Regions from separate parts of the Homo sapiens genome. Here region 1 is linked to region 2. Evidence: chromatin loops called from intact Hi-C (ENCODE). Cell type or tissue: HepG2. All regions are shown on one strand. Links, peaks and the distances in the headings refer to the core of each region. The heading gives the core; the rest is flanking DNA. Region 1 has its middle 20 kb from the start of CRYBB2. Region 2 has its middle 120 kb from the start of MIR6817.

Region 1 (14,499 bases), core at 128-8,127, 100 kb before region 2:
GCTAGGAGTAGGGCAACAGAACCCTTACTGAGTCTTACGGTTCTGCAGCTGCTTAGCTGTGTGACCTTGGACACAGTGCCCAACCTCTCTGAGCCTTTGTTTCTTCACCTGACTTGCAATTCCCTTGCCTCTGAGTGGCTGGCTTGGTTGAGCTCCTGAGCTCCCTGTTACATGCTGGTTGCTGAGCACAGTCACTCTCAGGGGCATGTGATGGGTGCCCCAGCCCTTAAAAACATATCCACTGCCCGTCAATCTCACATTATCACATTGTCCCCTTGAGTCTGGGGGTCTTTTTGGATCTGCAAGAGAAGCCAAGAACCCTGAAACCCCCACTCCAGCCCGGAGAGGTCAGAATGCCATGTTTGTGAGTGTGATCATTCATTCATCATATGGCTGAGGGCAACTGTTAGTAATTGAAGAATCTACGCAACCTCTAAGCTACTTCAATGAGGAAGAGACTATTGAGCTGTGAGGATCTTGGCTGTAGCCAGGCTCAAGGTGATGCAATGATCTGGGAATGAAGGCTGGGTTTACACTGCTGTTCTGGGGCACTGGCCAGGGATAGAGGCTCAGGCAAGTCCTTTTGCCTTCAGAGCTTTGATGTTTCTACTCAGGAAGATGGGAGAGAAATAGTACCTTCCTAACGCGGTTGCGATGGGGCTGAAACAAGATGCTGCAGGCCTTCTGTCTTTAGACTCAGCTTTTGTTGGTTAATTTGTAGTGCAAATATCCGCTTCCTGGGTACAGCCTCTTGTCACTTTGTTTTTGGTATCTCTTGATGACATTTTAAATTTTAATGTGGTCAAACAGCAATATTTTCCTTTAGGGTTTATGCCTTTCAAATCTCCTTGAAGAAATTCTTTCTTTCTTTTTTTTTTTTCCCCCCAAGACAGAGTCTTGCTCTGTTGCCCAGGCTGGAGTGCAGTGGTATAATCTTGGCTCACTGCAACCTCTGCCTCCTGGGTTGAAGCAGTTTTCCTGCCTCAGCCTCCTTAGTAGCTGGGATTACAGGCATGCACCACCATGCCTGGCTAATTTTTGTATTTTTAGTAGAGACGCAGTTTCACCACGTTGGCCAGGCTGGTCTTGAACCCCTGAAATTGTGATCCGCCTGCTTCAGCCTCCCAAAGTGCTGGGATTACAGGCATGAGCCACTGCCCCTGGCCAACCTTGAAGAAATTCTTTCTAATCCCTGGTTACAAAGAAATTCTCCAATATATTTTCTTCCCCTAAACTTTTAAAACTTTTGCTCTTCACATTTGCGTTCTTAATCCCTCTGGAGCTGATTCTTGTATGTAGTGTATGGTAGAGATTCAGTTTCTTTTTCTTTTTTTTCCACTTTGGACGTCCAGTGTCCTAAAATCATTCATGAAGGGGTCCATTTCCTGCACTGTGGTGCAGTGTCACCTTGCTGATCTATCCCCTTCCCCACAGGTGGGGTGATTTTATAGGCCCTCCACCCCCGGGCCTCCGGTGGCCTGGAATGGGGGCTGCACAGCAGGAGGTGGGGATTACAGCCTGAGCTCCGCCTCCCGTCAGACCAGCGGCAGCATTAGATTCTCATAGGGGTGCAAACCCTATTGTGAACTGCACATGGAAAGGATCTAGGTTGCATGCTCCAATGAGAATCTAATGTGTCCCCTGCCCACAGCCCATGAAAAACTGTCTTCCACAAAATCGATCCCTGGTGCCAAAACATTTGGGGACCACTGCCCTATAATATGATTCTTCAGGAATGTTTTAGGTATTCTTGACCTTTCAGGACTCCACTTAGAAGCATCCCCTCACATTTGGAAAAGTGGAAAACCTTGTTGAATGAGCTAAAGTGATTAAAATGATTATCATAAAGGTAGAAACCAATAAGTGCTCCATATACACCATGGAATACTATGCAGCCATAAAAAAGAATGAGTACATGTCCTTTGCAGGGACATGGATGCAGCTGGAAACCATCATTCTCAGCAAACTAACACAGAAGCAGAAAACCAAACACCACATGTTCTCACTCATAAGTAGGAGTTGAACAATGAGAACACATGGACATAGGGAGGGGAACATCACACACAGAGGCCTGTCATGGGGTGGGGGACAAGGGGAGAGAGAGCATTAGGACAAATACCAAATGCATGCAGGGCTTAAAACCTAGATGACGAGTTGATGAGTGCAGCAAACCACCATGGCACATGTATACCTGTGTAACAAACCTGCACGCTCTGCACATGTATCCCAGAACTTAAAATATTAAAAAAAAAAAAAGGCAGGGCAAGGTGGCTCATGCCTGTAACCCCAGCACTTTGAGAGGCGGAGGTGGGCAGATCATGAGGTCAGGAGATCGAGGCCATCCTGGCTAACACGGTGAAACCTCATCTCTACTAAAAATACAAAAAATTAGCCGGGTGTGGTGGCGGGCACCTGTAATCCCAGCTACTCGGGCGGCCGAGGCAGAAGAATTGCTTGAACCCAGGAGGCAGAGGTTGCAGTGAGTCGAGATCGAGCCGCTGCACTCCAGCCTGGGCGACAGAGTGAGACTCCATCTCAAAAATAAATGAATAAATACATAAATAAATAATGTTAAAAAAAACCAGTAAGTGCTCAATAAATGTTACTATCATCTATTTCTTCATTCATTCTTCAATCAATACCCATTGAGTGCCTATTTGGATACTTGGCTTAGTACCTGAGTGATGAAATAATCTACAGCAAACCCCCATGGCACTAGTTTATAACAAACCTGCACATGTATCCCCGAACCTAAAATAAAAGTTAAAAAACAGAATCTGCACAAGTCTAAGCTACTTCCTTGAGGAAAAGACTCGAGCTGAGATCTCAAGGAGGAGTAGAAGTTGCAAGGGTAAAGAGGCCAAAGAAGAGTGTCCTGATGACAGTGGCACGTGCAAAGGCCCTGTGGTGGGAGGAGCCTGGTAGCTCTGAGAAACTCCACAAAGGCACGGTGGTGGCTGGAATGCAGAGATGGGGGGGGGGGTGGCACATGGAAAACCCTGTTAAAGTGGTTAAAATGATTATCATAAAGGTGGAAATTAGTAAGTGCTAAATAAATGTTACTCTCATCCATTTCTTCATTGATTCTTCAATCAATATCTATTGAGTGCCTATTTCACTCCTGGAACTGGGCAGAGTAGGGATACAAAGTAAAACAGATTCCCTGCCCCTAGAAGCTCTCACTCTGGGGGGATTGTAATAGTTGGAGAGTAGAGCAATGGTGATTATTATGGGTTGAATGAGAACCCCCCAAATTCATATGCTGAAATCCTAATCCTCAATACCTTAGAGAATGTGACCTTATTTGGAAACTGGGTCATTGCAAGTGCAGTTTTTTTTATGCGATAGGGTCTCACTCCGTTGTCCAGGCTGGAGTGTGGTGGCACAATCATATCTCACTGCAGCCTCCAACTCCTGGGCTTTCAAGTGATCCTGTTGCCTCAACCTCTGGAGAAGCTGAGACCGCAGGCGTGTGTGACCACACCTGCTAACTTTTTTATTTTTTATTTTATGTAGAGATTTGGGGGGTGGGGGGGTGTCTTACTGTGTTGCCCAGGCTGGTCTCGAACTCTTGGCCTCAAGCAATCCTCCCGTCTCCACCTCCCAAAGTGCTGTGACTGCAGGTGTGAGCTACCATGCCCGGCCAAATGTAATTAGTTATTTTAAGAGTAGATCACACTGGAGTAGTGTGGGCCCCTAATGGAATGTGACTGGTGTCTATGAAAATGGGAAACTTGGAGACAGCCACGCACACAGGGAGAATGTCATGTGAAGATGATGGGGTGATGTTTCTGCAAGGCAAAGAGTGCCGCAGATTGCCGGCCACCCACCAGAGGCTAGGAGAGAAACACGGAGAAGATTATCACTCGCAGCCCCCAGAGGGACCCGACCCTGCCAAAGCCTTGACCTCGGATTTCCAGCCTTCCTGGTGACTTTCCTAGAGAGTGCCCTGTCCGTCCTCGCTGGCCCTTTCTTCCCGTCCTCAAGGCGACACTTCCCCTGCAGCCACCAGGTGTCAGCAAAACGTCATCCTCGGGGCTCCTGGCCGGGCGGCCCGAGCTGCGCAGGCCCTGATTGGAGGCAAGCGCCGTCAGTCACAGGCGGGCAGCCCACGCTGGGCGGGGCCTCCGCGCCTCGCCTCCCTCAGTAGGGAAACTGAGGCTCAGAGGGCCTGGAGCTCAGACAGTCTTGCCCCTGGGCCGCTGACAGTGCCTGGGCAGGCCTCTAGAATCCCGTGTCTTTCTGCAGCCTTGCTTTCCAAAACTTGTTGGGAGGGGGAGAAAAAAAAATCAAATCCACCAACCATTCTTTGCCTTAGGAAGGTTATTCCAAGATTCCGAAGCGCTTTCTCACTCACGATGTCACTGGAAGCCGCGGAGCAAAGCCCGCCACTCAGGTAGGTGACAGAGCAACCGCTCCGTGCTTCAGTTTCCTCTAAAATGGGAGCAATAATAGTGCCGCTCAGAGGATTGCAGTGAAGAGTCCAGGACATGACGCTTGTGAAGTTTAGGGCAGAGCCAGGCACACAGCAAGGCCCTGGGTAAAGGAGCGCAGTGTGAGAAGTGCTCAGAGGTGGCTGTGGGGGTCGGGGTGGGAGCAGGGAAGGCTCCCGGGAGGAGGAGGCTTGGGTTTTGTAAGAGGAGTAGGAGTTTGCCAGATGGCCTGGATGGAAACCCCTTCCACATGTTCATTCACCAACTCATTCATTCCTGTCACAAAATTACAACAAATTTAGTTTAAAGGCCTTAATTGACTTTTGTTTGTTTGTTTCTTTTTGTTTTTGTTTTTGAGATGGAATCTCGCTCAGTCACCCAGGCTGGAGTGCGGTGGCACGATCTCAGCTCACTGCAACCTCCACCTCCCGGGTTTAAGCAATTCTCCTGTCTCAGCCTTCGGAGTAGCTGGGACTACAGGTACATGCCACCACCCCCGGCTATTTTTATTTTTGTATTTTTAGTAGAAAGGGGGTTTCACCATATTGGTCAGGCTGGTTTTGAACTCCTGACCTCAGATGATCCACCCGACTCGGCCTCCCAAAGTGCTGGGATTACAGGCGTGAGCCACCGCGCCCAGCCCTTAAATGACTTCTATTTGCCATTCTAGAATTGGGCAACACCTCATTCTGTAAAGTAGAATGTGTGTCCAGATGAGTTGAACAGAAGAGATTTCTTTACAGATGGCAATGGGCAGAAGGAAGAAGACACAGAGAACAATAAAGCAGAATGGTCCTTTCAAAGTTACTTTCGTTGTAAAGGTTAAATCCTAGGGAACTTCGTTCTCCTATCGGCTGAAACTGGAAGGCAGGGCAAACACCTTGGTTTGGGCTTGCTGGTGTGGCACGTAAGCACGAGCAACTCCATTTTGGTTTGGTCTGTGGGGCCTAGGGCAGGAGCTCAGTCCAAACCAATGGCTCCTATAAACTTCTTGAGCACTCCCATCTTCCTCCTGCCGCCCTTCCTCTGCTTCCCTCTTCTTCTTTGCCCTTTCCCTGCTCTTCCTCCTGGTCCTATGGTTTCTCCTGCTCTGCAGCCCCACTTTTCTCCAACCTCCACCTTCTCTCCTTCCTCTCCTCCTCACTGTCATGTCCCCAGGGTCAGCTCAATCCCAGATGCAGCCACTCAGCCAGGCCCCAACCTCATCCCCTAGCCTGATGTGGTGGAGGGACGGGCAGCTGGAGCAGGTGGGCTTATGAAGGTGGACAGACGCTGTCTCTAAGCAGCCTGCGGAGGGCCCTCCTGACCATCTGTATGAGCCTTGGGTTTCAGGGCAACTAGTTCTTGGTGTTGGAGAGCCGGACTCAGCAGCCAGACTAGTCCCTGGGAAGTGGGCTGGAGTCTGGCAGAAACAGGTAGGAAGCCACAGGGCAGCCCTAAGAGAGGCAGTGAAAACAGCCCCAAGTCAGGCAGTGGAGCCAGAGGCCCCTGGAGTCAGGCAGGACTGGAGTCAAGTCCCAGATCTCCTACTCATTGACCCTGTGACGGCAGGCAAATGACCTTACCTCTCTGAGACTCTCTTTCCTCATCTGACCAAGGGCCATACGGGGGTTTTTATTCCATTGGTAATTCTCAGACACCTGGTCACCGAGCTGACACGAAGTAGTTGCTCAATAAATGACAGCCTAGTTGCCTTTTCGCTCTTCATTCATTCATTGAATAGTGATTGGGGAATCTCTTCCACGCTGCCACTGCTCCATGTACCAGAGACACAAAGCAAAGGAGCCTGCCTGTCAAGCCTACCTTGTCACCTGTTGCCAGGGAGTCCTGCTCCCTCCTAGGGCAGCCCCTGGTTAGTGGAGCTGAGAGAACCCAAGATGCTGAGCCGTGGGGTGTGCATGAGAACTGGGAGGGAGGTTTTATGAAAATCAGGTCCAGGCGCAGCCCCAGGCCAGGTCAGCTCAGAGGGGGTGGCGGGGGCGGGGCGGGGGGTGGGCAGGCAGGTGAAACTGGAGGAAATTGGAGATACAGCGGGAGGGAGGGGGAAAAGGTAAAACCTCTCGCCTCCCCCTCAATGCTTACAAAGGTCTGAAGCTTGCTCAAAGCTAATAATTTTAAACCCAAACTCAGACATCAGCCAATACTAAATGTTTGCAAGGATTGGGGAACAAAAACTCTGAAGCGCTTCTGCAGTGATGTAAATTGGTGCCATCACTTTGCAAAAATTAGAATTTGACAGATTCTAGTAATATTGAAGATGCAGAAATCTGGAGACCCAGCTATTTCTTCACTGGGTGTTTACCCTGGAAAATCTCTCCCACATCTGTACCAGGAGATAGGTTCAGGATGCTCAGAACAGCATTGTCTGCGCTAGCAAAAAACTAGAAATAACCTACATGTCCATGAGAAGGGGAATGAGTAAATAATCAGCATGCAATAATATCATCATGCAACAGAGAAAACGGATACACAAGACCTTACATATTCAACACGGGCATAACTCAGAAACATTCCCGGAGGTAAAAAAAGAAAAAAAAAAAAGGCCAGGCGCGGTGGCTCATGCCTGTAATCCCAGCATTTTGGGAGGCTGAGGCGGGCGGATCACGAGGTCAGGAGATCGATACCTTCCTGCCTAACACGGTGAAACCCCGTCTCTACTAAAAATACAAAAAATTAGCCGTGCGTGGTGGTGGGCACCTGTAGTCCCAGCTACTCGGGAGGCTGAGGCAGGAGAATGGTGTGAACCCAGAAGGTGGAGCTTGCAGCCAGCTGAGATTGTGCCACTGCACTCCAGTCTGGGTGACAGAGTGAGACTCCATCTCAAAAGAAAACCAGGCAAGTTACAGAACAATATTTGGTTTTTAGAAGAATGTTTTTAAAATGCACATTATCTGTAGTGAGGGATCAGTTTTTGTGTTTCACCTTTTTTGATACCTTATGGACTGAAAAGTTAGTAGAATACAACAAAAATCAATTATCAGAAATGCAAAATGAAAATACAGCAATCATCCCCAATTTTAAATTTTTTAATTAACAAAACAGACTGTCAAATTATTCAAAGTCTTATTTTTTTTAAGAGATGGGGGTGTCTCACTATGTTGCCCAGGCTGGGCTTGAACCCCTGGCCTCAAGAGATCTTCCTGCCTCAGCCTCCCAAAATGCTGGGATTACAGGGGTGAGTCCACCATGCCCAGCCAAAAGTTTCTAAAGTCTTACTCTCAATTTCTGTGTTTATCTCATCGCAGATTGGTAACAAACAATTACCACCGACCAGACTTTGAGTAGGTGTTGGCAAACTTTTTCTGTAAAGAACTGGGTAGTAAATATTTCACATTTTGGGGGGCAATATGGTCTCTGGCAACTACTCAACCCTGCTGGCATCACGTAGAAGCAGCAGTAGGTAAATGAATGGGTGTGGCTGTACCTCTGTAAAACTTCATGAACGCTGAAATTTGAATTTCATTGTCATGTATTACACAGATTTTTTATTACTTTTTACATTTTAAAATATATTGATATTTTGGGGTAGATGTGATATTTTGATACACGTATACAATATATAATGATCAAGTCAGGGTAATCAGGATACCCATCCCCTCAAACATTTATCTTTTATCTTTTCTTTGTGTTGGGGACATTACCCAACACAATTTTCCTCTTCTGGGTATTTTGAAATCTATAAGATGTTATTGTTAACTATAATTTCCCTGCTGTACTATTGAATACAAGAACTTTTTTTTTTTTTTTTTTTTTTTGAGGCAGGGTCTCGCTGCGTCGTCCAGGCTGGAGTGCAGTAGCGTAATCTTGGCTCACTGCAACCTCCACCTCCTGGGCCCAAGCAAGCCTCCCACCTCAGCCTCCTGAGTAGCTGGGATTACAGGCACGTGCCACCACGCCTGGCTAATTTTTGTATTTTTTGTAGAGACAGGGTTTCACCATGTTGCCCAGGCTGGTCTCAAACTCCTGAGCTCAAGCGATCCACCTGCCCCTGCCTCCCAAAGTGCTGAGATTACAGGCATGAGCCACAGTGCCCGGCCTGAATACAAGAACTTATTTCTTCTACCTAACTGTATTTCTGTACCATTATCCAACTTCTCTTTCATCCTTCCCTCCCCACCTTCCCTTCCCAGCCTCTTGTAATCACCAGTCTACTCTCTATCTCCGTGAGATCCACTTTTTAAACTCCCACATATGAGTGAGAACACGCGAGTTTCTTCCTGTGATTTTTTCCCCAACCGTTGAAAAACGTAAAAACTATTTTTAGCTTGTGGGTTGTATAAAATGAAGTATTCGGCCAGATTTGTCCTGCAAGCCATGGTTTGCTGACATTTCCTTTAGCTTATCTGGCAATAGACACAAATAAACATAATGTTTGTTTGTTTTTTCAGAAAGATTTAACATAGCTGCTATCCAATTTTCTAAACAAAACGCTAATGATTTTGATATATGAGTTACATAATTTTTTCAAAGTATGCACATAGAAAAAAGACTGGAAAACATGCCAGATTATTAAAAATGGTGAGTTTGTGGTCTGGGCCATTTAGGCAATTGTTACTGTTTGCTTTGTGCTTTTCTGTTTGTTTGTTTGTTTGTTTTTTTAATTTCCAGGAAGTTTCTCTTTTCATCATCATGAGTCCTCGAAGGGTGCTGTGTTCGGTCCCTCTCACTCCTGACTGGCACTGACTCTAAAAAATGCCCCATCTGTGAGGAGGCCTTGGAAAGTAGAAGTGGAGATGCAGTCACTGCTCTCGGGAGAAGCTGAAAACACAGTCACCTGCCCTAGGAGAGGGATTTTCTGCACTTCCTTGGCCATCGCTGGCCTCTGGGGTGTTTCAAGTTTTTCTGGAAAACAGGATCATTCTGTGTGTGGAGTGAGTCTCAGGACCTTGACATGGGAGGAACAAAACTTTTCTTGCTTTTTTGGTGCACCCTGGGCTGAAATAAGAAAACCACCAGGAGTGAGTCTTCAAAGCAGAGTCAACCCAGGTGAGCGGAGTGGTGGGGAGGGTTTAAAAAAAACACAGATGGAGAGGAGCACGTTCTCTCTCTCAGATAAGATCTCATCCAGTGGGGAGAACCATGCGTGCTCAGGATGGGATGCCTGCCTCAGAATCCCCTGGAATATGGATTTCCACTCCACCCATCTTCTGCTACAGCAATGGAATTGGTTTCTATCAAGGTGAGACTGAGGTGCTGGGCAGGTTGACCATCACCTCCCAAGTGATGAAGCAGCTGGCTGGGGATGTGGATGGGAAGGAGCTCAGAGGCTGCCCCAAGTTCCTCCCAGCACGAAGCTGAAAAACAGACCCTTCTGCCCCTAAGAGGCTGTCGAGGGCTTCCTGGCTCCCCTTGTGAGGAAAGAGACTCAGTGAAGCAGGGCTCATATTAGTGAATCCCCAAAGGCATTCCCAGCTGCCCTGAAGCCGCGGTTCTCAGTGTGTGAGCCACAAACCAGCATCACTGGCATCACCTGGGGTCTTGTTAGAAATGCAAGTTCTGATCAGGAGCCGTGGCTGAGGCCTATAATCCCAACACTTTGGGAAACTGAGGTGGGAGGATCGCTTGAGGCCGGGAATTCGAGACCAGCCTGGACAACATGGTAAGACCCCATCTCTATAAAAAATAAAAAAAAATTAGCTGGGCGTGGTGGTGCACAACTGTAGTCCTAGCTACTCAGGAGGCTGAGGTGGGAGGATCACTTGAGCCTAGGAGTTCAAGGCTGCAGTGAGCTATGATTACACCATGGTACTCCAGCCTGGGCAAAAGAGTGAGAACGGGTCTCAATAAATAAAAAGAAATGCAAGTTCTCAGTCCTACCCTAGATCTACTGAATCACAATTTGGGAGGGAGGGGTGTCCCAACTGTAAACCCAAGTTTGAGAACCATTGCTTTGCCGAGATAGGGTCTTGCTATGTTGTCCAGGCTGATCTTGAACTCCTGGCCTCAAGTGATCCTCCTGCCTCAGCCTCCCAAAGTGCTGGGATTATAGGTGTGAGCCATTGCATCTGGCTACCATTGCCTTTGGGTTTTGTATTTCTTTAAATTGTTCGCCTTTCTGCATCTTTCTTTCATGAAAATAGGTGGGTGATATGTTCATTTTCCAAGACCAGTTTATAGTTAATGCTGTTTCTTCATAAAGTTATTATTATTTTTTCACTAAAGAAGGCAACATTGAGTGGATTGGGCATAAATTTTCTTTCTCTCCATTAATCCAGGAATTAGGAAACATCAACCAGGTGGCTCACGCTGCCATTTCCCGAGATAGCAGTTTCTGTCCAAAAGATTGGTCCACATATTGGCCAAATCCTCCTTTTCTTCCAGGCATACTTTATATTCATCATTATTATATATTCAGGAGGCAAACTATATTCTTCTTTTTAGAGATAGGGTCTCACTCTTGCCCAGGTTGGAGAGCAGTGGTGCCATCACAGCTCACTGAGCCCTGATCTCCTGAGCTCAGGTGATCCTCCTGGCTCAGCCTCCCATGTAGCTGGGACTACAGGTGTGCACCATCATGCCCGGATAATTTTTTATTTTTATTTTTTATAGAGGTGGGGTCTTGCTATGTTGCCCAGGCTGGTCTCAAACTCCTGGGCTCAGCTCAAGCAATCTTCCCGTCTTGGTCTCCCAAAGCACTGGGATTATGGGTATGAGCCACGGCCCCCAGCCTTCAATTTTTCTTTAATGTTGGTTTCCCTGTTAGAATGAAAGCTCAGTGAAGCACATCTTGTTCACAATTGCATTACCACCACCGCGTACCATGACAGGCTCACAGGAGGCATTTATTAAGTGATTGCTGGCTGATGTCCTCACGCTTCCACCTATGACCACCTGTGGCTTATTCCCATTTTCTAGGGGAGCCCCTGAGGCTCAGAAGGGGGAGATGATTTGCTCAAGGCCATGCTGGTGGAAAATGAAAAAGCTGGGTTTGAACCCAGGGCTCTATCCCACACAGGGTGGTCAGTCTCTCTGGCTTTCCTTGCACCACAGCATTCCAAAACCTCCTCCAACCATGCTGGAGGCCTCTCTCCTGGCTGCCCATGGTCACTGCACAGCCCTGTGCACAGAGCCTGTCTCTGGTGCTGGGCTGGCGGGAGGTGAAGTTTTTGAAGCTTCCAGTACTGGAAATGTTGGTGGTGGGCAGGGCACCCTGACCCCGGCTTTAAAAATAGGAAGCCTGGCCTGGCGCGGTGGCTCATGCCTGTAATCCCAGCACTTTGGGAGGCCAAGGCGGGTGGATCACCGGGTCAGGAGATCGAGACCATCCTGGCTAACACCGTGAAACCCCGTCTCTACTAAAAACACAAAAAATTAGCCAGGTGTGGTGGCGGGCACCTGTAGTCCCAGCTACTCAGGAGGCTGAGGCTGGAGAATGGTGTGAACCCGGGAGGCGGAGCTTGCAATGAGCGGAGATTGCGCCACTGCACTCCAGCCTGGGCAACAGAGTGAGACTCCGTTTCAAACAAAAAAAAGAAAAAGAAAAAACTAAGCCTGAAATAGTTCTTTCTGGGCCTCCCCTTTGCTGTGGCCTTTGAAGCCCCCTGAGTGTGCAGGGCTGAGAGTCCAGGCGTCCTGTGGCTGCCCTGGACAGGCTCTGCAGGGAATCCGGGCTGGAAGCCAGGCCCAGGTGGGAGCCACAGTCCACCACAATAGTGGCTTCCTAAAACCAAATCTTTGCTCCCCGTCTCGAGCAGGGGAGTTGATTGGTGATAGTCACAGGCATCTGGGAGCCTTGGCAGGGCAGCCCTGAAGGAGATCCCAAAAGAAGGGTGTATGAGTTCTTCATGCAGCTCTCCTGAACTTCCATCACCCATCTAAGCTAATGAATTTCTGTTAAATTCACACACTTCTCACCAATCCCCTGATCCAGGCCCGCATCCTCTCTTGTTCACACAACCCCAGCAGCACTTCTCACAGGTCTGTCTGCACCCCCTCTGTCCCCCTAAAAATCCCACGCAGAAGTCAGAGGGATCACAAAATGCAAATCTGATCATGAGACCCTCCTGCTTAAACCTGCCATGGCTCCCCTTCACCCTCTGGATACAAATCCTAATTACTAACTCACAAGACCTGTGTGGACCAGCCCTTGCTTTGTCTCTTTAGCTTCCTACCATGTATATAAACTTTTTTTTCTGTCCTGTGTACCCTTGATGAGTCCTCCAGCCACAGGACTCTGGCACATGCTGTTTTCTCTTCCTGAAACATATTTTCCCCCAGTTTGCCTAATTATCCCTATTATTATTATTATTATTATTATTATTATTATTATTAGAGACAGAATCTCGCTCTGTCATCCAGGCTGGAGTGCAGTGGCATGATCTTGGCTCACTGCAACCTCCGCCTCCTGGGCTCAATCAGTTATCCTGCCTCAGCCTCCTGAGTAGCTGGGATTATAGGTGCACACCACCATGCCCAGCTAATTTTTGTATTTTTTAGTAGAGGCAGGGTTTCACAATGTTGGCTAGGCTGGTCTCAAACTCCTGACAGATCAAGCAATCTGCCTGCCTCAGCCTCCTAAAGTGCTAGGATTACAGGTGTGAGCCTACTACACCTGACGTAAGTATCCCTCTTATGCAGTCTTCAGATCTCAGCCCAGCATCCTCCGTGGCTTCCATGGCCAGGCCAGTCCTCTGATGTGCAATTTTCTGCTTTGCTCACCTCTCTTTGGAAGCCCTAATCACACATGTTGCTCTATATGTATTTGTTTAGTTCTTTGATTTCATTTCCATCTCTTTTCCTAGGCTCTATGAGGGCAAGGGCCAGGCCTGATTTTGCATTCAATATATCCACAGAGCACAGTATATAGTTGAGGCTTGATAGGTATTTATTGAATGAATGAAAGATCAAACGAATGAATGAGTAGTCAAACCCAGAGACTAGGACTTGACCAACAGGAAAGACTCCTTAGAATTAGTCACTTCCAAGCACGAAGCCATGGAGACACCTGTCATTGTAATGAAAATCAAGCACTCGGATAAAAAGCTTGTCTTGTTCTCTCAACATGTGCCGATTTCTTCATCTGAAAACAACTCTCATTGTTCAGGCACAAATGCTTCCCTCTCCTCGAGTTAGTGACCACCCCCATTCCTCCCTTCCAGAGCACAGACTCCAGAATCTGTTACAATAACTCTTCAGAACTGCGTGTTTTAACCAACCTTGTCTCAACATTCTCATCTGGAAACAGGGTGCATGTGGCTTGCTTGGCAGGAGATGTGGCCTACAAAGTGATGAATCCATAGCCTGGTGCCCAGCTGCTGCATAAAAACATAATTTCTCCATTTTTAAACTTGTAATGCTTCCTCCTACTTTGGGTACCACCAGAACGCTCCAAGCATCTCAGTCTAGAGAGTGTAAAGAAAAGTATCCAATAAATGCTTTCATTCTAGGCAGGGCTACTCATTCTCAACTTCACCATTTTTTTTTTTGAGACAGGGTCTCACATCACCTAGGCTGGGGTACAGTGGCACCATCAGGGTTCACTGCAGCCTCAACCTCCCTGGGCTCAGGTGATCCTCCTGCCTCAACCTCCTGAGTCTCTGAGACCACAGATGGACCACCACGCCTTGCTAACTTTTTTATTTTTTGTAGAGATGGTGTTTCTCCATGTTGGCCAGGCTCATCTTGAATTCCTGAGCTCAAGCGATCTGCCCTCCTCGGCCTCGCAATCAACTTCACTCCTCTTGATGTGTGGTGGGGGCTGCCCTGTGCACTGCAGGATATTAAATGCACCCCTGGCCTCTACCAGCCAGTTGGCCAGTAGCAACCCCCAACACGTGATGACCAAAAATGTGCCCAAACATTGGCAAGTATCGCCTGGGAGCAAAATCACCCCAGGTTGAAAACTGTAGGGAATTAGGGATATTCATACTAGGGATAAGGACATTTCCAAAGAGGATAGTGGATGGGGTCACTAATGGGATTTCCAGCAGGATTGCAGACAGGGAGGTGAAAATTTAGGACAAATCATGCAAAGTAGGTGTTTGCCTCCACCTTCTACATGAGACAGACTCAGATAAACGGTTAGGGATGAAGGGGATGAAGTCTCCCATTTTATAGATGGGGAAGT
Region 2 (15,911 bases), core at 2,665-10,664:
TTTTTTAGTAGCAACTTTTTCTTCTTGAAAAATAATTTTGTATTTGCCAGCCAACATGGACTTGCAAATATTCCATGAAAACCCATTGCCCAAAATTCCTACCGTATGTATTTATTATTTTTAAAAAAAGCTTTATTGAGAAATAGTTGACATGCAAAACAATTCACCCATTTAAAGTGGGTGATTCAGTGTTTTTACTGTATTTACAGGGTTGTGCAACCATTGTACAATCTCATTTTAGAACGTTTTCATTCCTCCACGAAGAAACCCTGTATCCATTAGTGGTTACTCCTCTCTTTTTCCAACCCCCACACCTCTGGCGATAGGAAGCCACTCATCTACTTTCTATTGCTGTAGATTTGCCTACTCCGGCCGTTTCTTTTTTAACTTGTTTTTTTTTTTTTTTTTTTTAAGTTCTGAGATACATGTGCAGGATGTACAGGTTTGTTACATAGGTAAAAGTGTGCCATGGTGGTTTGCTGCACCTGTCAAACCATCACCTAGGTATTAAGCCCTGCATGCATTTGCTGTTTATCCAGATGCTCTCCCTTCCCCTGCCCCGACAGGCCCGAGTGTGTCTTGTTCTCTTCTCTAACACCGTATATATCCTAAGACCACTCCCTTGCTGATACAAATCTAAGTGATGGGTTGTGGGGGGCTCTATTCCCTGCTTTTGTCTGGAGAGCCTGCCTGGCCTCAGGTTCCTGATAGGAGTGAGGACCTGGAGTGCACTGTGAGAAACAGATGGCTCAGTGAAGAACTGTCATCATCCACTGGAGTCCCTGGAAACAGCCGTATCATTTAGATGGTGTGGGTTTGTGTGCATGAGGGTTGGGAGTTAGCTAGGGATGAATTAATGTGTAGTGATTGTGAATGTGTTTGTAAATGTGTGTTTTTCCCCTAAAATGTGGACCCGCATGCCCAGCACAGTGCAAGTGTCAGTTTTCTTGAATTCCTGGCCTATGGTGGTTCTCTCACCTCAGCCTCCCGAGTCATGTCATTCTTCTAATAAAAAGGAAGAAAAACTTCAACACCACCATACACTTTACATAAATGACCTCTTTACTCCCTCACCACAGCTGTACCTGAAGGTCAGTTTAATATCCCTACTCCTTATATGGAGAGAGTGCAGAAAGGAATGAACCCAGATTTTGACCTCCTGAATGGAAAAGGCAAAAGTGAACCCAGAAATGGGTCCCGATGTTGATGGTCTGTATTACTTAACTGTGTCAGCACTCAGGCTTGGTGATATGACCCTACACCAGGGAGTTCCAGCACCTATGTGTGCCCCTGGTAGTGGTAGTGGATGGCCTATAAGCGTGCCAAACATTGCCCATCATCAAATGGGGCCCCATTGGTCACATAACCCTGGGTAGCAAAAGGTACACGGAACAATAGACGTTGGCATGGACATTACTGTGAAATATACATAGAAAGCCCACAGGCTTCTGGTCAGCTCACAGATTCTGAGAAGTGTAAGGGATCACATGGAATAGTGCAGGTCAACATCTGTCAGTGCTGCGATCATTCCTTAGCACTTGGTCAAAGCAGGGAAGGATCAGGAAGATATTGCATTGTATTTAGTAACATGAGTACCTCAAGCCTTAGAAATGCTCCAATCCATGGCCGGGCACGGTGGGAGGCTGAGACAGCCGATCACCTGAGTCAGGAGTTTGAGACCAGCCTGGCCAACATGGTGAAAGCCTGTATTTTTATACAAAAAGTAGTCAGGCATGGTGGCACACACCTGTAATCCCAGCTACTTGGGAGGCTGAGGCTGGAGAATCACTTGAACCTGGGAGGTGGAGGTTGCAGTGAGCCAAGATCGAACCCCTGCACTGCAGTCTGAGTGGCAGAGTGAAACTCTGTCTCAAAAAAAAAAAAAAAAAAAAAAGCTCCAATCCATAGCAGACGGACAAGGGCCAGTGCCACATCAGAACTCAGAGGACATTGTTGTTAGCCTGGTGCCCATCAATCTCACTGGAGACCTCCTGCATCGCTACGTTAGTGAGGCTTAGCGCTCACCATGTACTGATCCCCATGATGGACTGTCCCACTGTCGGGGGCTGGTGTGAGCATGAGCAGCCACTGACTCAATGGACGCACACAGTGTAAAGAAACGGAAGACATGGGCTGGGCGCGGTGGCTCAAGCCTCTAATCCCAGCACTTTGGGAGGCCGAGGTGGGTGGATTGCCTGAGGTTAGGAGTTCAAGACCAGCCTGGCCGAGCTGGTGAAACCCCGTCTCAACTGCAAATACAAAAATTAGCTGGGTGTGGTGGTGGGCACCTGTAATGCCAGGTACTCAGGAGGCTGAGGCAGGAGAATCACTTGAACCCAGGAGGCAGAGGTAGCAGTGAGCCGAGATTGAGCCATTGCACTCCAGCCTGGGTGACTGGACGAGACTTCGTCTTAAAAAAAAAAAAAGAAAAAAGGAAGGGAAGAGCAGAGGAGAAATATCACAGTTAGTACTCATATCTCTTAGACCCCTTCTGAGTAGGAGTGAACAGGACCTGGCCTTCCTGTCTGCCGAAAGCATGGCATGGACATCATCCTAAATGCCTCAAGAATGGAGTTTCATTGCTTTCTCTTGTCTTCTCCATCTGTATGTGATGATGGCAGTGACACCAGCAGAAATTGGTTGGGGGGCAGAACAGGAATCAGGTCCCCACTTCTCTGACACGGAGCAGACAGGACACAAATCAGCAGGGATGGACTTCAGGGTCAGGACACAGGTCCCAGGCCTGATCTTCCTGGGGCTGGGACAGATGAGTTTTTCTTTTTCACCTCTTCTGGAAGTCACTTGAGGAATGGTCCTTGAGGAGACACTGTTGACCAAGGGTTGTCTGGCCCAGAAATGTGTTTTTGTTGTTTTGTTTGTTTGTTTGTTTTGAGACAGAGTCTCACTCTGTTGCCCAGGCTGGAGTGCAGTGGCAGGATCTGAACTCTCTGCAACCTCCACCTCCCAGGTTCAAGTGATTCTCCTGCCTCAGCCTGCTGAGTAGCTGGAATTACAGACGTGCACCACCATGCCCAGCTAATTTTTGTATTTATAGTAGAGATGGGGTTTCTCCATGTTGGCCAGGCTGGTCTTGAACTCCTTCAGATGATCCACCTGCCTCAGCCTCCCAAAGTGCTGGGATTACAGGCGTGAGCCACTGTGCCTGGCTGACGTGTTTCAACTGGACAGCGCCCCCTAGCACTGGGCCTGTAGCTGCAGCACTCCCGAGTAGCAGGGGAGGTGAGGAGGGACACGAGTGCCAGTGCACCATGAGCTCAGCAGAGGGATGGGGACTGATTCCAGAGTCCAGCTCATCCTTGCAACTCTTCTTAGAATCCAGAGTACATCAGTTTCCACTTATTTTATAGAAGGTTTGGAATCTTCAGTGTCAAAGTCTGTGTTGTGTCTTCCCACAGGGTGGATAGAGGAACCCTGGCTATGGGTGTTTTCTGCCAGGGCAGTGACTGTGTCTTCCTCATTAGTCCTTATCCCAGAGCTCAGTCCTGGGGCGAACATGTTAGGCCCCATGGGCATTGTAATGAACACATCCCTGGGATGAGTTCTAGGTCGCCTCTGGGGTGGGATCTAGCTTAGTTGTGGAAATGTTCCCTTCTCAGCCTGTCCAGCCTGTTGAGCCCTACACCAATCCTGGAGGCTGCCCCAGCTTCTGAGTCAGGGTCCCTGGAGATGAACTTGAGCTCCTGAGGACAGTGAGGTACCCCTGCCCCTCGGTTCCTGCTGCGCTGATCCTGTCTAGACAGGCTGTGCAGGGCCACGCTCTTCCCCTGTGTGCACGTGCGCCCCCTGCTGGAATCCCTCTGGACCTGGATGTTGTCCTCATTGTTGTCATATCCCCAGCCCCACACAGTGACTGGCACTTGTGCAGATGCCCAGGAAGTAACCATAAACGTATGGTAGGAGCAGAGCTGCAAACTATTTCGCAAGAAAACACCAGGGGAGGGGAGTCATGTCTTCCTCATGTCTGGATCTCCTGTGCCGTCTAGTGTGGTTCTCAGTCATATATGTGCCGCCTCGTATTTTTTTTTTGAGGTGGAATCTCGCTCTGTCGCCCAGACTGGAGTGCAGTGGCGTGATCTCGGCTCACTGCAAGCTCCACCTCCCGGGTTCACGCCATTCTCCAGCCTCAGCCTCCCGAGTAGCTGGGACTACAGGCGCCTGCCACCACGCCCGGCTAATTTTTTTTTATTTTTAGTAGAGACGGGGTTTCATGGTGTTAGCCAGGATGGTCTCGATCTCCTGACCTCATGATCCGCCCACCTCGACTTCCCAAAGTGCTGGGATTACAGGCATGAGCCAACGTGCCCGGCCCTCATTTAAATACATTGAAATATTTACAATTAAAAGTTCAGGGCCGGGCATGGTGGCTCACGCCTATAATTTCAGCACTTTGGGAGGCCGGGGCGGGTGGATCATCTGAGGTCAGGAGATCGAGACCAGTCTGGCCAACGTGGTGAAACCCCGTCTCTACAAAAATTAGCTGGGTGTGGTGGTGCACACCTGTAATCCCAGCTACTCGGGAGACTGAGGCAGGAGAATCACCTGAACCCGGGAGGCGGAGGTTGCAGTGAGCTGAGATCATGTCATTGTACTCCAGCCTGGGCAGCAAGAATGAAACTCTGTCTCGAAAAAAAAAAAAAAAATTTCAGAACCTCATCACAATAGCCACCGTGCAGTGGCCCAGCAGCCTTATGTTAATGAAGCGGAGAGATTTCCATCCCCGCAGAATGCTCTTTCACATCTGCTGTGAGCCTGGCTGAGGGACCGATTGTTGAACTCCTCTAACTCAAAGTGTGCACATGAAAGTGGGAATCTCAGGGCTGTGAGATTGGAGGTGAGACCTGTAATGGGCCAGTGGAAGGAAAAAGTTGAAAGGTGGTTCCTTCAGTTTCTCTTTCTCAATCGAAGGCTGGCAAGTGTGAGCAATGCCTTTTTACAGACCTCTGACTCCACAGAGACCACGGAGAGTCTGACAACACCGAGGAAAGGGCAGAGTGATGTGTAACCCAGTGTGGCCTCACCTGCAGTAGGAGGCTGGGCGAGTTGCTCTCTGGAATAACTTCTTGCAGAGTTTTTGTCTCTTAATGATTGGCCAATGGACACCATCCATGAGGGCAGCTGCAATGAGGCAGATCTGCAGGTAGAGAATGATACTCTAGGAGGATCTCTGGGAGCAGTTGGGTGACACCTGTTGGTTTGGAACCTAGGAAAAGGGCAATGAAGTCAGAACCGAAGGAAATATGCGTAGAAGTCTGACTTGTTCCTTTTGTATTTTAGTAAGATAGAGATGAGACAATACATGTCCATGGACTTTATGTGCTGTGTTTGTAACCATTTTTTTTCTTGCTCTGGTGTTTAATGGTTACCTTTCCACAAGACCAGTTTTTCCTATGTCACAGCAAACATCAAAGCCCTGATTTTTGATTGGTTAGTATCTTCTGGGACTTGGGAATGCAAGAGTCTTATTAGGTCTGGGCACTGGCTAAGATGCAAGGTATCTGGTGAGACTCCCTCATGCTCACTACTTGAACACAGTTGTTTCTCTGAGATGTCTCAATATCTTCAGTCCCACGCTCCATGTGCCGCATCCAGCAAGCTCCCTGAGGGACTCCCAGTCTCCAACCACCAGCGCACTGACATTAACTGCGTGTCCTTTTAGGTCCCCCTGAGGACCGCCTGAGTTTAAAACTTCTACCACCAAGTGAGGAAGACAATGATGACACCAAGGTAAGACTCCTTTCTTTGCCTTCTAAGGAAATGTTGCTTTCCTGATGTCAGAAGCAAACTCACCCATCCACACCCAAAGAATGGACTCAGAGGCCTGCAGAACAGAAAAAGTGAGACTTTTAATGATGGTCTTGCAAGGTCGAGTGTCTGATGGGCAGACACACCCAGAACAATTTCAACAAGCAGTTTATCCCCTAGTGTGCAAGTCCCTCCCCTGGTTCCTCAGAGGCTGCGTACTATGGGGTCACAATCTTCCCAGGTTGTCGCATATTGATTGTTGGGTAGGAGCTTTAGGTTTTATTTTTATGGTTGTCTTAACTGCATTTTGTTGCAGCCCACAATGCATTGCAATCCTAGTCAGCTCAGGGGCTGTTCAAGTATTTGACTTATGACCTTAGTAGCTGGGCAGGCTGGTAAGAACAGACAAAGTGAGGTATTTTGCAGGCTAGTAAACTTTCAACTTAGACTAAACTTCTTTGTTCAAGTGATGGGAACTAAGTAGTGTGGAAGGGGGGCCCAACAAGCAGACATTGCCTGTCCAACCAGGAGCCTAGTATTTCTTCTGTACTTTTTTGACCTGAACCAGTTCAAGGCACTTTGTCTTAAAAATGGATCACTGTATACATTATTTCCTTAACCTGATTTCTTTCCTTCTCAATTAATTTTCACTTAATATGATGAGGCATATAAAATACAAATACACAATTCTCTTTGTGAGGATGGAGTTCAGTGGGAATGTCTTCCCATCTAATACGTGACACACTAGGATGTTTTTAAATGACAGCATCCATCATCAACTGTAATGCAGAGGCATTTTCCTCCACACCAATTTTCCTCTTTGAATTAGGCATTGTGCATTTACCAATCTAAATCAACTTCAAAGAAATTCTGTGGGAAAAGCTCTTGTCTTTTCCACAGGTGTCCTCCATGCTAGAATGTTTGCTCTTTGAACCTTGACTCAACCAGTTTCACAACTAGTTTTCTGAAGTCATCAAGAGACTAACTGATCTGTGTAAGGGGTGCAGCAGAATTGATCTGATCCTCATAGAATCTTCTTTTGTCTCATTGCAGATTTTACCATCACCTATCCAGGGTACGTACTTTGAACTAACTTTCTGAGAAACAAACTTGCTGGCTTTAATATATAGAAACCTCAATCTGGGTTCCTATTAAAAATACTGGGGGTGTGGTGAGAGCAAATGATTCTGCAAGTGTATAGCTATGAGAAGAGGGGCTGTAGAAATGTGTGTGAACCAGAGGACCAACCAGGAGATTTTGTGTGAGCCAGTGTGTCTTCACCTGGAGTAGAAGTGAGTGCACCTCTCACTGACTTATCCTCATGTTGTTGGTTCTGAAGAGTGGATTCTGGAGAATCTCAGCAGGGAAGAGGATACCTTTCCAGGTAGGCAAGAAGACTTCAGGTGGGATCTAATAAAACAGCATTTCCAGCAACTTTCAGGTTATACCTGCTGCTTGGGAGGCTGAGGAGGGTGCAGAAAGAGAAAAAGTAAATAAAAGCTGTTTGTTCTTTTCAGAGTTTAATGTCATTGTGGTGAGAAGTACTATGTTTATGGGCTTTTGAGTATCCTGAGTTTTCGATCTCCTCTTCTTCATTATTTAAAGATGTTTCTGAGAACACCTGCTCTTTTCTGCCTCTGCCACTGCAAAATGTCTTTGGTTTGGGATGCAGTTCTGTCACAGGGAGTCACTTAATCCTGGAGACAGAATTCTTCTGCGGTGTGCCCAGATGCACAGGAGAAATGGATCCTCACCTTATGAACTGTTAGGTTTCATGGCAGCACATTCATTTGTCTGTGCTTGCTGTTTACCTCTGGTATCAAGACATCTCTCTGGGCATGGAGGACGGAATGAAAATTCACTCTGGGCTCACTGCAGAAGCTCCAGTGTCTTGGAAATGGAGGGAGAAGCACAACCTTGAGCATATTGTCAGCATTCCATTTCTTCATGTGAATGAGAATATGCAGTTTTAGCATCATTTGTGGAAGAGGCTTTCCTTTCCTCATTGTGTATTCTTGGCACCTTTGTTGAAGATCAGCTGACTCTGTATGTGTGCATTTAATTCTGGGCTCTCAATTCTATACTTATGGGTGCCCCCATGCTAGAAGCATGCTAAATTTTTTTTTTTTTTGTAAGTTTCCATCTCATGAATGTGTGTCCTCCAACAGTATTCTTTTTCAATGTTACCATGGTTATTTGAGCCACATAAAAATTCACTGAAGTCTTAGGATTATCTTTTCCATTTCTGCACAGAGGGCTGTTGCCAGTTTGATAGCAGTTGTTGTGAGTCTATAGATCATTGTGTAGTATTGTGTGTTAGTCATGTTTAGTCTTCCTATCCATGAATACGGTATGCCTTTCAACTTATTTGTACCTTCTTTACTTTCTAGAATCTAGGTTGACAGCTAATAAGTTACATTTATCATGACTGATAAAAATCTGATTTTTTTTTTTTTTTTTTGCAATGGAGTCTTACTCTGTCACCATACTGGGGTGCAGTGATGTGCTCTCCACTCACTGCAACCTCAGCCTCCCGGTTTCAAGTGATTCTCCTGCCTTAGCCTTCTGAATAGCTGAGACTACAGGTGTATATCACCACACCCAGCTAATTTTTTTTATTTTTAGTAGACACGTGGTTTTACCATGTTGGCCAGGATGGTCTCAATGTCTTGAGCTCGTGATCTGCTTGCCTCAGCCTCCCAAGGTGCTGGAATAACAGGCATGAGCCACTGCGCCTGGCCAAATTTGTGATTTCTCATGCCAATATTTTGTATTTCTGAATGAACAGGCATAAAATAAAAAAATTTTTTATGTAAGCTAGTTAACCAAAAAATCACCCCTATACTCATGGATATTTTTTCCTGAATTTGTTCATTTCTTCTGGTATACATTTCCTCATTTCAGTAGATCATGTGTATTTGAACCTGGAAACTTATCCTCCTGGCAGAAAGTGTTCAAAGTCACGTCTCTCAGCTTCACTGGTGTAGGCAGAGAAGGCTCTGTGAACTTGGCCTGTTTGAATGAAGCCTGATATTTAGGGAATCTCCTCAGGGAGAGTGACACAGAGTAGGTTTTGTGCACACACCCTGGTTCCAGAAGAAGACTTACAAAGAGGAACTCATGACTATTTTTAATTGTAGCATTTTAATATTTAATTTTTAAAATGATCTTTACGGAAAAGAATGTGTGATTAATACAATAGAGTAAATTGGGTAAAATTGATCCATTTTACCAATAAAATAGGCTTTTAATTAAGTAATAAATCCTTTAAAAGAGATGGTGCATGTAGTACCAGCATAATTGGATTCTAGTGTACTGACATGATCTTGAATATGTTAAGAAAATGCTGTTGGTTTAGAAGAGTTTCAAAACATTTGAGAGGGAGGAAGGCACTCTTCCATTGACCCTTAGTGTGTGCTTTAGTTCCATTTGGGGTTGACTGTTTTGTGTTTCTGCATGATGCCTCTAGTACAAGGACAAGGCCCCCATGTCTCATGTCTTTCCTGCTCCCCTCCTCTGCCATCCCTCTTCCACCCAGGGGAATAGCCCAGCATCAACTCAGTCCATGCTATTTAATCAACCACCTCCTTACACCACATCCAGGAAAGCTCCCTGAGTGACTCACAGTCACAAACAACCAGGGCACTGATCTTTCCTCTGTGTCCTCCCAGCTTCTCTTGAGGACAACCTGACTTTAGTATGCCTACCACCAAGTGAAGATGATTGTGATGATGACAATGATGATGATGATGCCCAGGTAAGACCACCTTTCTTTGTCTTCTAAGGAAATGTTGGTTTTCTGATGTGAGAAACAAACTCACCAGTCCAAACCTAAAGAATGGACTCAGGGAGCTGAAAAACAGTAACAGTGAGATTTTCTTTCCTTTTCTTTTTAATTATACTTTAAGTTGTAGGGTACATGTGCACAATGTGCAGATTAGTTACATATGTATATATGTGCCATGTTGGTGTGCTGCACCCATTAACTCGTCATTTAACATTAGGTATATCTCCTAATGCTATCCCTCCCCACTCTCCCCACCCCACAACAGGCCCCAGTGTGTGATGTTCCCCTTCCTGTGTCCATGTGTTCTCATTGTTCAATTCCCACCTAATGAGAACATGCAGTGTTTGGTTTTTTGTCCTTGCAATAGTTTGCTTGCTTTCCAGCTTCATCCATGTCCCTACAAAGGACATGAACTCATCATTTTTTATGGCTGCATAGTATTCCATGATGTGTATGTGCCACATTTTCTTAATCCAGTCTGTCGTTGTTGGACATTTGGGTTGGTTCCAAGTCTTTGCTATTGTGAATAGTGCCGCTATAAACATACGTGTGCATGTGTCTTTACAGCAGCATGATTTAGAATCCTTTGGGTATATACCCAGTAATGGGATGGCTGGGTCAAATGGTATTTCTAGTTCTAGATCCCTGAGGAATCGCCACACTGACTTCCACAATGGTTGAACTAGTTTACAGTCCACCAACATTGTAAACGTGTTCCTATTTCTCCACATCCTCTCCAGCACCTGTTGTTGCCTGACTTTTTAATGATTGCCATTCTAACTGGTGTGAGATGGTATCTCATTGTGGTTTTGATTTGCATTTCTCTGATGGCCAGTGATGGTGAGCATTTTTTCATGTCTTTTGGCTGCATAAATGTCTTCTTTGGAGAAGTGTCTGTTCATATCCTTCGCCCACTTCTTGATGGGGTTGTTTGTTTTTTTCTTGTAAATTTGTTTGAGTTCATTGTAGATTCTGGATATTAGCCCCTTGTCAGATGAGTAGATTGCAAAAATTTTCTCCCATTCTGTAGGTTGTCTGTTCACTCTGATGGTAGTTTCTTTTGCTGTGCAGAAGCTCTTTAGTTTAATTAGATCCCATTTGTCTATTTTGGCTTTTGTTGCCATTGCTTTTGGTGTTTTAGACATGAAGTCCTTGCCCATGCCTATGTCCTAAATGGTATTGCCTTGGTTTTCTCCTAGGGTTTTTGTGGTTTCAGGTCTAACATGTAAGTCTTTAATCCATCTTGAATTAATATTTGTATAAGGTATAAGGAAGGGATCCAGTTTCAGCTTTCTACATGTGGCTAGCCAGTTTTCCCAGCCCCACTGGTTAAATAGGGAATCGTTTCCCCATTTCTTGTTTTTGTCAGGTTTGTCAAAGATCAGATGGTTGTAGATATGCGGCATTATTTCTGAGGGCTCTGTTCTGTTCCATTGGTCTATATCTCTGTTTTGGTACCAGTACCATGCTGTTTTGGTTACTGTGGCCTTGTAGTATAGTTTGAAGTCAGGTAGCGTGATGCCTCCAGCTTTGTTCTTTTGGCTTAGGATTCACTTGGCAATGCGGGCTTTTTGGTTCCATATGAACTTTAAAGTAGTTTTTTCCAATTCTGTGAAGAAAGTCATTGGTAGCTTGATGGGGATGGCATTGAATCTATAAATAACCTTGGGCAGTATGGCCATTTTCATGATATTGATTCTTCCTACCCATGAGCATGTAATGTTTTTCCATTTGTTTGTATCCTCTTTTATTTCATTGAGCAGTGGTTTGTAGGTCTATCAATTGTGTTGATCTTTTCAAAAAACCAGCTCCTGGATTCACTGATTTTTTGAAGGGTTTTTTGTGTCTCTATTTCCTTCAGTTCTGCTCTTAGTTATTTCTTGCCTTCTGCTAGCTTTTGAATGTGTTTGCTCTTGCTTCTCTAGTTCTTTTAATTGTGATGTTAGGGTGTCAATTTTAGATCTTTCCTGCTTTCTCTTGTGGACATTTAGTGCTATAAATTTCCCTCTACACACTGCTTTGAATGTGTCCCAGAGATTCTGGTATGTTGTGTCTTTGTTCTCATTGGTTTCAAAGAACATCTTTATTTCTGCCTTCATTTCGTTATGTACCCAGTAGTCATTCAGGAGCAGGTTGTTCAGTTTCCACGTAGTTGAGTGGTTTTGAGTGAGTTTCTTAATCCTGAGTTCCAGTTTGATTGCACTGTGGTGTGAGAGACAGTTTGTTATAACTTCTGTTCTTTTACATTTGCTGAGGAGTGCTTTACTTCCAACTATGTGGTCAATTTTGGAATAGGTGTGGTGTGGTCCTGCAAAGAATGTATATTCTGTTGATTTGGGGTGGAGAGTTCTGTAGATGTCTATTAGGTCCGCTTGGTGCAGAGCTGAGTTCAATTCCTGCATATCCTTGTTAACTTTCTATCTCGTTGATCTGTCTAATGTTGACAGTGGGGTGTTAAAGTCTCCCATTATTATCGTGTGGGAGTCTAAGTCTCTTTGTAGGTCTCTAAGGACTTGCTTTATGAATCTGGGTGCTCCTGTATTGGGTGCATATATATTTAGGATAGTTAGCTCTTCTTGTTGAATTGATCCCTTTACCATTATGTAATGGCCTTCTTTGTCTCTTCTGATCTTTGTTGGTTTAAAGTCTGTTTTATCAGAGACTAGGATTTTGCAACCCCTGCCTTTTTTTGTTTTCCATTTGCTTGGTAGATCTTCCTCCATCCCTTTATTTTAAGCCTATGTGTGTCTCTGCACGTGAGATGGGTTTCCTGAATACAGCACACTGATGGGTCTTGACTCTTTATCCAATTTGCCAGTCTGTGTCTTTTAATTGGAGCATTTAGCCCATTTACATTTAAGGTTAATATTGTTATGTGTGAATTTGATCCTGTCATTATGATGTTAGCTGGTTATTTTGCTCGTTAGTTGATGCAGTTTCTTCCTAGCCTCGATAGTCTTTACAATTTGACATGTTTTTGCAGTAGCTGGTACCAGTTGTTCCTTTCCATGTTTAGTGCTTCCTTCAGGAGCTCTTTTAGGGCAGGCCTGGTGGTGACAAAATCTCTCAGCACTTGCTTGTCAGTGAAGGATTTTATTTCTCCTTCACTTATGAAGCTTAATTTGGCTGGATATGAAATTCTGGATTGAAAATTCTTTTCTTTAAGAATGTTGAATATTGGCCCCCACTCTCTTCTGGCTTGTAGAATTTCTGCTGAGAGATCAGCTGTTAGTCTGATGGGCTTCCCTTTGCGGGTAACCCGACCTTTCTCTCTGGCTGCCCTTAACATTTTTTCCTTCATTTCAACTTTGGTGAATCTGACAATTATGTGTCTTGGAGTTGCTCTTCTCGAGGAGTATCTTTGTGGCGTTCTCTGTATTTCCTGAATCTGAATGTTGGCTTGCCTTGCTAGATTGGGGAAGTTCTCCTGGATAATATCCTACAGAGTGTTTTCCAACTTGGTTCCATTCTCCCCATCACTTTCAGGTACACCAATCAGACGTAGATTTGGTCTTTTCACATAGTCCCAAATTTCTTGGAGGCTTTGTTCATTTCTTTTTATTCTTTTTTCTCTAAACTTCTCTTCTCGCTTCATTTCATTCATTTGATCTTCCATCACTGATACCCTTTGTTCCAGTTGATCGAATTGGCTACTGAGGCTTGTGCATTCGTCACGTAGTTCTCGTGCTGTGGTTTTCAGCTCCATCAGGTCCTTTAAGGACTTCTCTGCATTGGTTATTCTAGTTAGCCATTCATCTAATCTTTTTTCAAGGTTTTTAACTTCTTTGCCATGGGTTCGAACTTCCTCCTTTAGCTCCGAGTAGTTTGATCATCTGAAGCCTTCTTCTCTCAACTCGTCATTCTCCATCCAGCTTTGTTCCATTGCTGGTGAGGAGCTGCATTCCTTTGGAGCAGGAGAGGCACTCTGATTTTTAGACTTTTCAGTTTTTCTGCTCCGTTTTTTCCCCATCTTTGTGGTTTTATCTATCTTTGGTCTTTGATGATGGTGACGTACAGATGGGGTTTTGCTGTGGATGTCCTTTCTGTTTTGTTAGTTTTCCTTCTAACAGTCAGGACCCTCAGCTGCAGGTCTGTTGGAGTTTGCTGGAGGTCCACTCCAGAACCTGTTTGCCTGGGTATCAGCAGTGGGGGCTGCAGAAAGCGGATATTGGTGAACAGCAAATGTTGCTGCCTGATCGTTCCTCTGGAAGTTTTGTCTCAGAGGAGTACCCAGCCGTTTGAGGTGTCAGTCTGCCCCTACTGGGGGGTGCCTCCCAGTTGGGCTACTCGGGGGTCAGGGACCCACTTGAGGAGGCAGTCTGTCCATTCTCAGATCTCCAGCTGCATGCTGGGAGAACCACTACTCTCTTCAAAGCTGTCAGACAGGGACAATTAAGTCTGCAGAGGTTTCTGCTGCCTTTTGTTTGGCTATACCTTGCCCCCAGAGGTGGAGTCCACAGAGGCAGGTGGGCCTCCTTGAGCTGCGGTGGACTCCACCCAGTTCGAGCTTCCTGGCTGCTTTGTTTACCTACTGAAGACTCGGCAATGGCGGGCGCCCCTCCCCTAGCCTCACTGCCACCTTGCAGTTTGATCTCAGACTGCTGTGCTAGCAATGAGCGAGGCTTCGTGGGCGTAGGACCCTCCAAGCAAGGTGCGGGATACAGTCTCCTGGTGTGCCATTTGCTAAGACCTTTGGAAAAGTGCAGTATTAGGGTGAGAGTCACCCGATTTTCCAGGTGCCATCTGTCATCCCTTTCCTTGGCTAGGAAAGGGAATTCCCTGACCCCATGCACTTCCTGGGTGAGGCGATGCCTCGCCCTGCTTCGGCTCACGCTCGGTGCGCTGCACCTGCTGTCCGACAATCCCCAGTGAGATGAACCCGGTACCTCAGTTGGAAATGCAGAAATCATTTGTCTTCTGCGCCACTCACGCTGGGAGCTGTAGACTGGAGCTGTTCCTATTCAGCCATCTTGGCTCCACCTCCCATAATAAACATTTTAAAACATTTAAACATTTCAAACATTTCTATTTTTATTTACAGTAAAGTTTACTCTTTTTGGTGAAGCTAATAAAACCTAGTATAATTTTCTAAAAATTATTGACTCATGTAACTATCACAATTGAAATACAGAATATTTCCACCACCACCCCCAAATTTCTCTAAGCACCCCTTTTTTAGAAACACAGTCTCACTCTGTCACCCAGGCTGGTGTGCAGAGGTGCAATCTCGGCTCACTGCAAACTCCACCTCCTGGATTCAAGTGATTCTCTTGCCTCAGCCTCTCAAGTAGCTGGAATTACAAGTGTGGTCACCACACCCGGGTAATTTTTGTATTTTTAGTAGAGACAGGGTTTCGCCATGTTGGCCAGGCTGGTCTCAAATTCCTGGCCCCAAGTGACCCATCTGCCTCAGCCTCCCACAGTGCTGGGATTACAGGGGTGAGCCCCTGCTCTCAGCCTCCCACAGTGCTGGGATTACTGGGGTGAGCCCCTGCTCTCAGCCTCCCACAGTGCTGGGATTACAGGGGTGAGCCGCTGCTCTCAGCCTCCCACAGTGCTGGGATTACAGGGGTGACCCACCTGCCTCAGCCTCCCACAGTGCTGGGATTACAGGGGTGAGCCGCTGCTCTCAGCCTCCCACAGTGCTGGGATTACAGGGGTGACCCACCTGCCTCAGCCTCCCACAGTGCTGGGATTACAGGGGTGAGCCCCTGCTCTCAGCCTCCCACAGTGCTGGGATTACAGGGGTGAGCTGCTGCCTCAGCCTCCCACAGTGCTGGGATTACAGGGGTGAGCCCCTGCTCTCAGCCTCCCACAGTGCTGGGATTACAGGGGTGAGCCCCTGCTCTCAGCCTCCCACAGTGCTGGGATTACAGGGGTGAGCCGCTGCTCTCAGCCTCCCACAGTGCTGGGATTACAGGGGTGAGCCGCTGCTCTCAGCCTCCCACAGTGCTGGGATTACAGGGGTGACCCACCTGCCTCAGCCTCCCACAGTGCTGGGATTACAGGGGTGAGCCGCTGCTCTCAGCCTCCCACAGTGCTGGGATTACAGGGGTGACCCACCTGCCTCAGCCTCCCACAGTGCTGGGATTACAGGGGTGAGCCCCTGCTCTCAGCCCTTACGTTCCTTTTACATTCAAACCCTTTCTGTACCCCAACCATGGCAACCACTGGTCTCTTTCTGACCCTATACTGTTGATTTTTACAGAATATCACAGAAATGCAAACGTAAAGGATGTTGTGTCTGAAATTGGTGGGTTCTTGGTCTCACTGACTTCAAGAATGAAGCCGCGGACCTCTGTGGTGAGTGTTCTTAAAGATGGTGTGTCCAGAGTTTGTTCCTTCTGATGTTTGGACGTGT

Evidence for each region. A loop is a pair of places that touch in the nucleus more often than their neighbours do. Peaks named below come from ENCODE experiments on the same cell type or tissue, not always from the same donor. Only the 100,000 strongest peaks of a DNase experiment are listed, where the experiment ranks them.
Region 1: a loop joins it to region 2, with 11 times the contacts of the local background. A loop is called at or near these places in 18 of 110 quality-filtered maps.

What each region holds. Positions count from the first base shown.
Region 1 is chr22:25,231,995-25,246,493 of GRCh38, forward strand. No RefSeq gene overlaps it. Among named protein-coding and RNA genes, the nearest start is that of CRYBB2, 20 kb to the left of the region's middle. In HepG2, for the core only: a CTCF peak has its summit at 4,018 (motif pointing right); a DNase peak (open chromatin) is centred at 4,037; H3K27me3 peaks cover 1,786 bases.
Region 2 is chr22:25,330,456-25,346,366 of GRCh38, forward strand. No RefSeq gene overlaps it. Among named protein-coding and RNA genes, the nearest start is that of MIR6817, 120 kb to the right of the region's middle. In HepG2, for the core only: CTCF peaks have their summits at 3,165 and 3,814 (motif pointing left); DNase peaks (open chromatin) are centred at 3,206, 3,806 and 6,696.